Linked DNA regions of Homo sapiens: all the other regions are linked to region 1. Evidence: read pairs that join two places in POLR2A ChIA-PET (ENCODE). Cell type or tissue: PC-3. All regions are shown on one strand.

Region 1 (2,500 bases):
GCACCATTTTGTAAGCTCCCTGCTATTCTGCAGACCTTGGTCAAAGTGAAACATTTCACAGGGGTTTGGGCTGTGAGAAACATCCTGCCTAACCACCCGACCACAAGGCAGACAAAGGCCCAACTAAAGAAACATCCCTCTCATATCTTCCTGGGCAAAGGTCCAAGGGACACCATGATGACATCCCACTGGAACAAGGGCCAAACCGCCTCATCATGAGAACATCTTTATATCAATATCCTGCTAGGCAGCAACCCATACTGCCCAGACCCCTACCGCCCATACCTATAAATTGCCCAGTCTGTAAGCAGTGGTGGGCACTGGCATTAGGCTGGTTCCCCACTTCTGTAGGTTATTATGCTGGACATAAAGCCTGCGTTTGCTGTCGAGCCGCCCTCTTTCTGTGTGTGTGTGTGTGTGTGTGTGTGTCTTTCTTTAACCCTTGCCTTCTTTTCAAAACCTAACACGAGTAGACAAACGTTCTTTCTGAAGAGCCAGATTGTAAATATTATTGTAGGCTTTGCAGGCTATAGCTCTTCTGCCCTTGTAGTAGGAAAGCAGCCACAGTCATACTTAAAGGAATGAGCGTGGCTGTGTCCCCATAAAGCTTTCTTTACGGACACTGAAATTTTAATTTCACATAATTTTCATGTGCTAAGAAAATATACATATATATTTTGTGAGATGGTGTGTCGCTCTCGTCACCCTGGCTGGAGTGCAACGGCGCGATCTCTGCTCACTGCAACCTCCGCTACCTGGGTTCAAGCGATTCTCCAGCCTCAGCCTCCTGAGTAGCTGCGATTACAGGCGCCCGCTACCACGCCTGGCTAATTTTTGCATTTTTAGTAGAGACGGGGTTTCACCATGTTGGCCAGGCTGCTCTCGAACTCCTGACCTCAGGTGATCCGCCCGCCTCAGCCTCCCAAAGTGCTGGGGCTACAGGCATGAGCCACCACGCCCGGCCAAGAAAATATAGTTTTTTTATTTTTTCCAACTATTTCAAAAGGTAAAATTCATTCTTAGCTCCCAGGTTGTCCAAAAACAGACGCGCAGGATGGCCAAGCACCAGAGTTTATCGTTTGCCCATAATAATCGGGTTGATTCGGCCAAGGTTTCCCTCCCCCAACACGGTGCGCACTGGGAAGCGCGAGGACCACGTCCCTTGGTTTACCACTGCGCACCTCACAAGGCGCCCAGTGCATCCGGGTAGCGGGATGCCGGTTGGACCAACGCGAGGGTGGGCGGGGTCTAAGAGCTAAGCGTTGGGGGCGGGGCGGGACAGTGGGGAAGAGGACGGGTCGAGTGCTGGCTTCCGGCGGAAAAGCGCGCGAGCAAGATGGCCACCACCAAGCGCGTCTTGTACGTGGGTGAGCAGGAGGGGTTGCTAGGCGGAGTCTGAGTGAACGCGACCCCCAAGGGTCGGGGCGTGGGGTGGGACGCATCTCTGAACCAGGAGGACGGCGAGCTGCTGTCAAGGCCGGGTCTCTGGCGGTAGTGCTGGCGATAGCTCTGGCTGTGCTTAAACTCCTTCCAAGGTTTCCCACTGTCCTCAGGAAAAAGTGCAGACTTCTTAGCAGTACGCACTTCTCCAGCTTCTTTGCTTTGCTTCCCGATTCGCTGGGTCTCCCGAAAAATGACCCACTTGCCCCCAAGGTTCAGGTTATTTCACACCTTTGGGCCTCTGCTTTTGCGACTCCCTTGCAGTGAACAGCCTTGCCACACACCTCAGGTGCGTGAACCCGAGACGGAATGATTATTCTGACTTCCTAGCCCGCTGAGCTCCAGCGGGCCCCGAGGAGCGGTAAAGGAGTATTATGGCCCTTCGGATCCTCTCGTTCATTTGTTTTACAAACATTCAGTGCAGCGACGGCTCAGCCCCAGCCCCTGCCATAAAGGAAGGAGTTCCCAGACTAGCCAGAAAAAAAGTGGAATTACCTCAGTAGCACACTTTTGATAAGCGCTGTAGTGAGGATGGATCATGATAATATGGGCCTGGCTGCGGGACAAATGACCCATCCATCTGGAGAAGCGAGGGCAAATTCTGGATGCGGCGATGCCAGAGCTGATGAGCAGGAGTTAGCTACGTAACCGAAGCAGAGGCAAGGCCGTTCACTGCAAGGGAGTCGCAAAGGTGTGAAATAGCCTGACACTTGGGGGCAAGTGGGTCATTATTCGGGAGACCCAGGAAATTAGGAAGCAAAGCAAAAAAGCTGGAGAGGTGGGTACTGCTAAGGAGTTTGCACTTTATCCTGAGGACAGTGGGAAGCCTTTGAAGGAGTGTAAGCGAAAAGTTACGGGTTCAAATTTGCATTTTCCTAAGATCATTCTAGTTGGCTTTGTGGAGTTGATGGAATGGAGGCAGGGAGGTCAGTTGTGAAGCTATTGCAGTAATCCCAGGACTAGATGAGAGTCTGAAAGAAGGGCGAAGAGAGGAATATTTTTCATAAGTATGGGTGGGCAGAGATGAGAGGGGGATGTTTGTTTACCCAAAGAACTGAAT
Region 2 (2,500 bases), 150 kb after region 1:
GCTGGGATTGTAGGCATGAGCCACCGCGCCTGGCCGGGTGGGTAGATTCTTAAGACACACTCAAGTTTGAGAGTCACTGTCTTAATAATATAGGCATTAATGACTAAATGGAGTCAGTTGACTGTGGCTCAGTTTAAAGGCACCACAGTGCCCAGTAAGGAAAAGTAGAGGGTTTGTATGTGCAATGGCTTTGCTGATGCACAACCTCTGCTGGCCATGGGCTGTGAATGCTGTGAACCAGTCTGAGGCTCCAGTCTTTGCCCTCCCTCCTCCGCTGCCTATTTCAAGCTCCCCAAACCTGGCTATTTCTTTCCTAATAATTTACCACCTCTTGAAGCATCAATATGTGCACTCTGGGAAGATTTATTATTTTACCAATTCCTTCTATCATCTTTCAGATATGACTAATCTATATTCTGGTTGTGGCTTGTTAACATGGTTTAAATAATACTAATCATTTACTGAGCACTTACTATTGCCCTGACGACCCAAAGAAGTGCATGCTATTATTTCTACCTATTTTATAGATAAGAAAACTAGGGTTAGGAAAGGTTAATAATTTGCCCAAGGTCAAGAAAATGCTAGAAAATGCAGGGCCAAGATTTGGAACTGAGACTGTTGGGTGTGGGTGACCACTTAACCATACTGCTTCCCACAAGTTTAAAAGAAATCCATTATTTACTGGGCACCTACTGGACCCTTGGCACTGAGCCTAATCATTTAATAACACACCTGATTAGAGACTTTCTTTTTTAAATATTTACATTTGCTTGCCAAGAGAATGGTAACATTAATACAGTTGCTCCCTTTGGCCAGGAGTGTAAATAAACAGACATTAACAAGAGCCGCCCACTGGGCTTACAGTAGAAATGCCCACACACCAACCAACAGAACTCTAGCTGACACATTTAGACACCTCCTCTTTCCTCCTTCCCAGTCACCCGGTCATCAATCATCTCCCAGCTGGTTATCTTATCCTTAAAAAGAAACCTCTCTCACACTCCCTCCTATCACTTATCACAGATCAGCAAAGCCATCCCCATCCTCTTTTTCCCCTTTTAAAGTTAATATTCTGGAATATCCTGACCTCGGGAGCACTGTAGACAAATTCAGCACGTCTAAGATAGTTCAACCTGTCTCAGTTCCCCAAAATAACTGCCAACAGAGGCAGAAGTTAAACATACACTTTAGCCTTTTATTGTCTAACAGAGATGATGTCCTTCTCTCTTTGCTACACCAAGTGTGGCTTCTGGGTCACCCCGTATTGTCTATGTCCTGAGTTGGGAGTGTGATCCCTTAGGTGCATTATTCAGAGGCAAACCTAATTTGTAGAAATTGTCCTCTGAAATCCAGGAATAAACTCCTGACTATTTTCAGACAAAGATAGAGGTAGGAGTCTGTAGAAAAGAGCTAGGAAGGAGCTTAAAATACTTCGCATTCCAGAAACACCCTCCCTTCCCCCAGGAGATGGCTTTATTCCCACTCCTTTCTCAGCAGAGTTGACTCAAAAGAGCTGAAGCTTGGAGTCAGGCAGCTGGTACTAGGTGTGTGGGCTTAGGCAAACAACTTAAATGTCTCTGAGCTTCAGTTGGCTTTTCTGTGAAATGGGGCTGACAGCATCCTGCTCTCCAAGTTATTGTAAGAATTAAGATATGCAAAACTACTAACATTCATGCCTGTACCCATGGGTCCATACTATTGTACTAAGTGCTTTCAAAAATTTTTATTGAATTCTTTCAAGGTCCAGTAAAGGGAGATACGTCCTACAAACCAGACCCTTGACTAATGGCCTCAAAAAAGGAAGAAAAATACACTGGGAGTTTTAAGAAAAGAGTTCCAATAATCCATGTCAGTTTTACCAAACAGTTTCTTAGGTTCTAAGTGTGTTACCTATGTGCAGTGGGGGACAAGTGGAAAAAGCTTACCTGATAGGAGACTGGGCTTGGAATCCTGATTTTGCTATGACTTTGAGCAAGAAAACTCTCTGGGCTCCAGTACCATCAGGCAGATATTGCTTACTTACCAGGTTGGAGGGTCACAAGAGGGTCATTTTGTAAATGTGAGGAATTAAGAGGAGCTTTTTGACCGTACTGAGGCTCCATAGGAATTCGGGTGGGCAATACCAACCCAAGTCCCATCTGTAAGGAGGAGTTAGTGGAGGCTTCTTTCACCATGATGCTCATGGCCATCCTGAACAGCAACTGATTGCTTTTCAGTCCCAGATGGGGCCCCTTTGCAGCAAGACTATGCCACCCAGCACACATATGCCTCAGAGTTGCTGGTCATGGGACATTTGCTCCATTTCATCCCAATAAGTGGCAGGCACAATAGCCCCAAAGAGAGTTACAACAAGCAGTTAAATGACGGAATTCCACGTTTACCTTCTCCACATACCCCGTGCTAACAAACAAGCTGATCATCATAATATAGTGACTAAGACCTCTTGCTCTGGAGATAGGCAGAGCTGGTTTCAAATCACAACTGAATTACAAGCTTGTGA
Region 3 (2,500 bases), 610 kb before region 1:
AATTTTATCAAGATTCCCAGGTGATTTTTTTTTTCTTGAGGCAGAGTCTTACTCTGTCACCCAGCCTGGAGTGCAGTGGTGTGATGACAGCTCACTGCAGCCTCAATCTCCCCGGGCTCAGGTGATCCTCCCACCTCAGCCTCCCAAATAGCTGGGACTACAGGCTCGTGCCACCATGCCCGGCTAATTCTTGTTTTGTTTTTTTTTTTTTTTTTTTTGTCCGAGGCAGAGTCTTGTTCTGTCACCCAGGCTGAAGTGCAGTGGCATGATCTTGGCTCACTGCAACCTCTGCCTCCTGGGTTCAAGCAATTCTCCTGCCTCAGCCTCCTGAGTAGCTGGGGATTATAGGCGCATGCTACCATGCCTGGCTAATTTTTTTTGTATTTTTAGTGGAGATGGGGTTTCACTGTGTTGGCCAGGCTGGTCTCAAACTGGCTGGTCTCAAACTCCTGACCTCATGATCCGCCTGCCTTGGCCTCTCAAAGTGCGGGATTACAGGCGTGAGCTACTGCACCCGACCAATTCTTGTATTTTTTTTTTTTTTTTTGTAGAGATGGGGCTTTGCCATGTTGCCCAGGCTGGTCTCAAGCTCCTGAGCTCAAGTGATCCGCCCACCTTGGCCTCCCAAAGTGCTAGGATTACAGGCATGAGCCACCATGCCAGGCCCCCAGGTGGTTTTTTAATTCGATTCTGTGCCCGTTAAAGTTTGAGAAGCACCAAGTTTGTGATTAGGTGGTTAGTGCAAGGGGCTTTGGAGTTGGACAGACCTGGGATTGAAACCTGGTTTGGCCACTTACTACCTGTGTGACTTTAGATAAATTATTTGAACTCTCTGTGACAGTTTCTCATATGTGTAATAGGGGAACTCTCTATTTCATAGGGTTGTGGGGGAGAGTAAATGACATGGTGCATTTTGCAACTGACACTATCTTAGATTTAATGAAATTTAGTAATGTCTGTATCATATTAAGCACTGAGTCTAGCACAGCCTAGCATACTCAATAAGTGTTATTACTAATAATTAAATTAGGCAAATTTACAGGAATAAAGAGGCTTTCTCCTCTTCCTCTTTTTCTCTTTATCTCTCAATGAGTACGTTTGTCTGCAGTTTTATAAAGCTGTATTGTGTGTGTACACTCTTTGGTGTTTTGCCTAGCATTATTTAATGGTAGTTATAGCAGCAGCATTAACACATCTTGTACTTATTAATGTGCCAGGCATAATTTTTATGTACTTTATGCATATATTATTTCATTCAGTCCTTAGAGCAACCATGTGAAATAAATATTATCTCCATTTTCGGATGAAGAAACAGAACAAACAGGTTAAGTGACTTGCCTGAGATCACATAGCCAGTCAGTGGCAGAATCAGGATTTGAGCTGAGACACTCTTATTCCAGCATCTGTGCTCTATTTTCATGTATTGCTATTGCTCTCAAACTTATGTGGTGTGATGGAAATCAGGAAACTTTGATTGGATACTTGATTCTGCCACTAATTTATTTGTGACCTTGGTCAAGTCACTTGTCGTCTTTGGGCCTATTTCCTTATTATAAAAATGGAGGGATTATCAAACTCAAAAGCAATTAAACAAAAAAAGACAAAAAATGAAAAAAGAGTAAAACACAAAAACGGAGGGATTAGATGAGATTTGTAAAGTCTGTTCAGTGATTCATTCAACATATAGTGATTTCAAGCAAAGATTGGAAGAAAATTTTATCTAGGGAATTGGTTCAAAAGTACTTGTTCAAGCAGGTTGGTGTCATTAAGAACAAGGGGTTTGAATCTTGACTCAGCCACTTCCTGGCTATATGACCTTGGGCAACTTACTTAACCTTTCTAAACATTGATTTCCTCGTTAGTAGTGGGGAGAATAGTTCTTACCTTGCAGGGATATTGTGAGGTTTGAATAAGATAATACGTATTAGCACCTAGCATATGTGAAACATGCAGTGGATACTCAATATCCGTGAGTTGTCTTTTCTTCCTTCCATTCATTCGGGAGATGCTTAGGGAAGCAGATATACCAGATTCAAAAGGATTTAGACCCTCGCTTGGTCCTTATGTCCTTTTCTGTAATGGTATTCTCACCTTTGGGAAATGAGAATTAGTAGGGAAGGAAGTGTGCATATAGCCAGGTCCTGTCTGTTTTTAAATAATCCATCTTTTTGATTTTAGATTAAAATTTCTTTTTACAATATATAATTTAGGCCAGTAATCCCAGCACTTTGGGAGGCCTAGGTGGGCGGATCGCCTGAGGTCAGGAGTTGAAGACCGGCCTGGCCAACATTAGTGAAACCCCATCTCTACTAAAAATACAAAAATTAGCTGGGCGTGGTGGCATGCGCCTGTAATCCCAGCTACTTGGAAGGCTGAGGCAGGAGAATCGCTTTAACCCGGGAGGCGGAGGTTCCAGTGAGCTGAGATTGCGCCACTGCACTCCATCCTGGGCGACAGCGCAAGACTCTGTCTCAAACAAAACAAAGCAAACGACAGCAAA
Region 4 (2,500 bases), 64 kb before region 1:
CCCAGCCAACTCACAGAATCATCAAAAATAATAAATTGTTGTTTCAGGCACCAAGTTTTGGGGTAGCTTGTTACACTGCAATAAATAATTGAAACTCTAGGAATGAGGTCAATTATTCTCAGGTGCCTCATGGAGAAGAATGATGAAGTAACTCAGGAAGAATACATAGAGTGGTTACTTGGATGGAGGTGGGCACTTCACACAAAAGTGAGCCACCCCCATGCTGTCCAGCGGCCTTTAATCTGTGTGATTGGCTTGAAAAGATGACCTGGGCCAAGCAGATTTGTCTTTCTCAGGAATTTGGAATTGGGAAATGGGCTGGGCAGTCAACCATTGGAATAGAAGCTGAGGATGCTGTGAAATACAGTTGGCTCCGAAGAGACCTGGGTGAGCCTCAGCAGACTGCAGTTATATGCAAAGTAAAGCTCGGCGCAGGTGGAGACTCTCTGAGCAGAATGAGATGAGCAGCAGATCAAGATGGGAAAGGATGTGCAGAGAGCAGCACATGAGAGAAACCATGCTGCCCTGAGATGGAGCCGCCTCTGCTCCTGACAGTTTCCCAAGTTCTAGCTAAGGCCTGGCTCTGGTGCCCATCTCTACACTTTCATGAGATTCTCCACATTGTTTCAACAAATGCCCCCAAAAGGAAATTTGGTGGATTGTGGTTTTGCTTGAGTGGCCACTTTTCCCGGCCTCTCTTTCTAATAAAAAGCCCTGCCTCCCTGGTTTTCTGGTCAAGAAGTACCAGACCTGGTACAGAGACCTGTAACTGAGACCTGACCAATGGCGGAGCCCTGTGTCCCTGGACACAAGGATGAGCATGTGACCCCAGCTGAGACACTCTTCACTCTTATTTAGGGCTTCTGGGAGATTTGGCTCTTTTTCTCTGAGGTTGTTAATTTGGGGCAATGTGAGCTGGGAACCCATTTGGCAGGTGAAAGAACATGGAAGAAGCACATCTGGAAGGACAATGGTGCCACAGAGAGAGAAGCAGAAGGAGGGAGGGAGAGAGGATGCAACTGAGTTTCTGGACCCAGCCATGCCTGAACTTCCCAATTACATGAGCCAATAAGCCTCCCTTTTTGCTTAAGCTTGTGTGAGTTGGATTTCGTTCACTTGCAACCAAAAGTCCCAACTAATCCATTCCCCTTTACTCACCCTGCCATGAGTAGGCACTGTTCCTTGCCATCAAGGAATCCTGCCCAGACTCCTGGTTCAGTCCCTTTAAGAACTTTCCCCGGGCCGGGTGCGGTGGCTCATGCCTGTAATCCTAGCACTTTGGGAGGCCGAGGTGGGTGGATCACAAGGTCAGGAGTTCAAGACCAGCCTGACCAACATGGTGAAACTCCATCTCTACTAAAAATACAAAAATTAAAACTGGGTGTGGTGGGGTGCGCCTGTAATCCCAGCTACTCAGGAGGCTGAGGCAGGAGAATTGCCTGAACCCGGGAGGCAGAGGTTGCAGTGAGCCGAGATCATCGTGCCACTGCGTGCCAGCCTGGGTGACAGAGCGAGACTCTGTCTTAAAAAAAAAAAAGAACTTTCCCCAGATCCTTCTTTGGAAGGATTAGAGAACTTGATCCTTAACTGTTCTTTCCACCCTTCCAGGCTTCTGGCCATGCTCTCTGGCTTGCCTGTCACTTGCTAATAGCTGGCTGGGTGCAGGGCTTCCCTGGCTCAGGGTTTCTGGACTCCAGCCAGGACTTTGCCTCCAGGTCCAGCACTTCTTCAGATGAATAAGCTGGGAACAGACCCTGTAGGGCATGACTCCAGGAGCCCCACACCTGGCTGTTCCCTTGGAGAGCCCTGCTCCAGCATGCCTGGCCCTGTTGGCTAATGTTTAGTAAGACCTGGGGCAGATGCCACCTCCTCCATGAAGCCATGGCTGCCCTTTGCTCTTTACCTATTCCTCACCTCTCCCCAGTCAGGTAAGACGCTTCCTCCTCTGAAGCTCAGAGCTCATGGGTTTTTTGTTTTTGTTTTTGTTTTTGTTTTGAGACAGAGTCTTGCACTGTTGCCCAGGCTGGAGTGCAGTGGCACGATCTCGGCTCACTGCAAGCTCCGCCTCCCGGGTTCACGCCATTCTCCTGCCTCAGCCTCCTGAGTAGCTGGGACTACAGGCGCCCGCCACCATGCCTGGCTAATTTTTTTGTATTTTTAGTAGAGACGGGGTTTCACCGTATTAGCCAGGATGGTCTCGATCTCCTGACCTCATGATCCACCCGCCTCGGCCTCCCAAAGTGCTGGGATTACAGGTGTGACCCACCGTGCCCAGCCGGTTTTTTTTTTAATCTCTTTTCACATTCTGACTTGGATTCACTCCCGTGGCTGAGAAGGCACAACAAGCAGTGGCCTTGATGTTAGGAGACCTGAGATCAAGTCCCAGCTTTACCATTTTCTGGGCCTTTGTTTCCTTGTCTTTAAAAAAAAAAAAAAAAAAATGACATGGCCGGGCACGGTGGCTCATGCCTGTAATCCCAGAACTTTGGGAGACCGAGGC

Evidence for each region. Peaks named below come from ENCODE experiments on the same cell type or tissue, not always from the same donor. Only the 100,000 strongest peaks of a DNase experiment are listed, where the experiment ranks them.
Region 2: POLR2A ChIA-PET joins it to region 1 with 14 read pairs; 3 of 35 experiments call an interaction of 5 or more read pairs at or near these places.
Region 3: POLR2A ChIA-PET joins it to region 1 with 16 read pairs; 2 of 35 experiments call an interaction of 5 or more read pairs at or near these places.
Region 4: POLR2A ChIA-PET joins it to region 1 with 10 read pairs; 14 of 35 experiments call an interaction of 5 or more read pairs at or near these places.

What each region holds. Positions count from the first base shown.
Region 1 is chr1:39,737,565-39,740,064 of GRCh38, forward strand. PPIE (peptidylprolyl isomerase E) reads left to right here and starts at 1,318. Exons shown (of 10, transcript NM_006112.4): 1 at 1,318-1,367. The coding sequence starts at 1,337. RefSeq lists an enhancer at 1,366-1,575. In PC-3, no CTCF peak of the experiment used is centred here; a DNase peak (open chromatin) is centred at 1,277; H3K4me3 peaks cover 1,539 bases.
Region 2 is chr1:39,891,888-39,894,387 of GRCh38, forward strand. The region is part of intron 1 of MYCL-AS1 (MYCL antisense RNA 1); the gene reads left to right. Among named protein-coding and RNA genes, the nearest start is that of MYCL, 8.8 kb to the right of the region's middle. In PC-3, no CTCF peak of the experiment used is centred here; a DNase peak (open chromatin) is centred at 1,504; H3K4me3 peaks cover 515 bases.
Region 3 is chr1:39,123,520-39,126,019 of GRCh38, forward strand. It overlaps a transcript of MACF1 not described here. Among named protein-coding and RNA genes, the nearest start is that of MACF1, 80 kb to the right of the region's middle. In PC-3, no CTCF peak of the experiment used is centred here; no DNase peak of the experiment used is centred here.
Region 4 is chr1:39,673,717-39,676,216 of GRCh38, forward strand. No RefSeq gene overlaps it. Among named protein-coding and RNA genes, the nearest start is that of NT5C1A, 2.9 kb to the left of the region's middle. In PC-3, no CTCF peak of the experiment used is centred here; no DNase peak of the experiment used is centred here.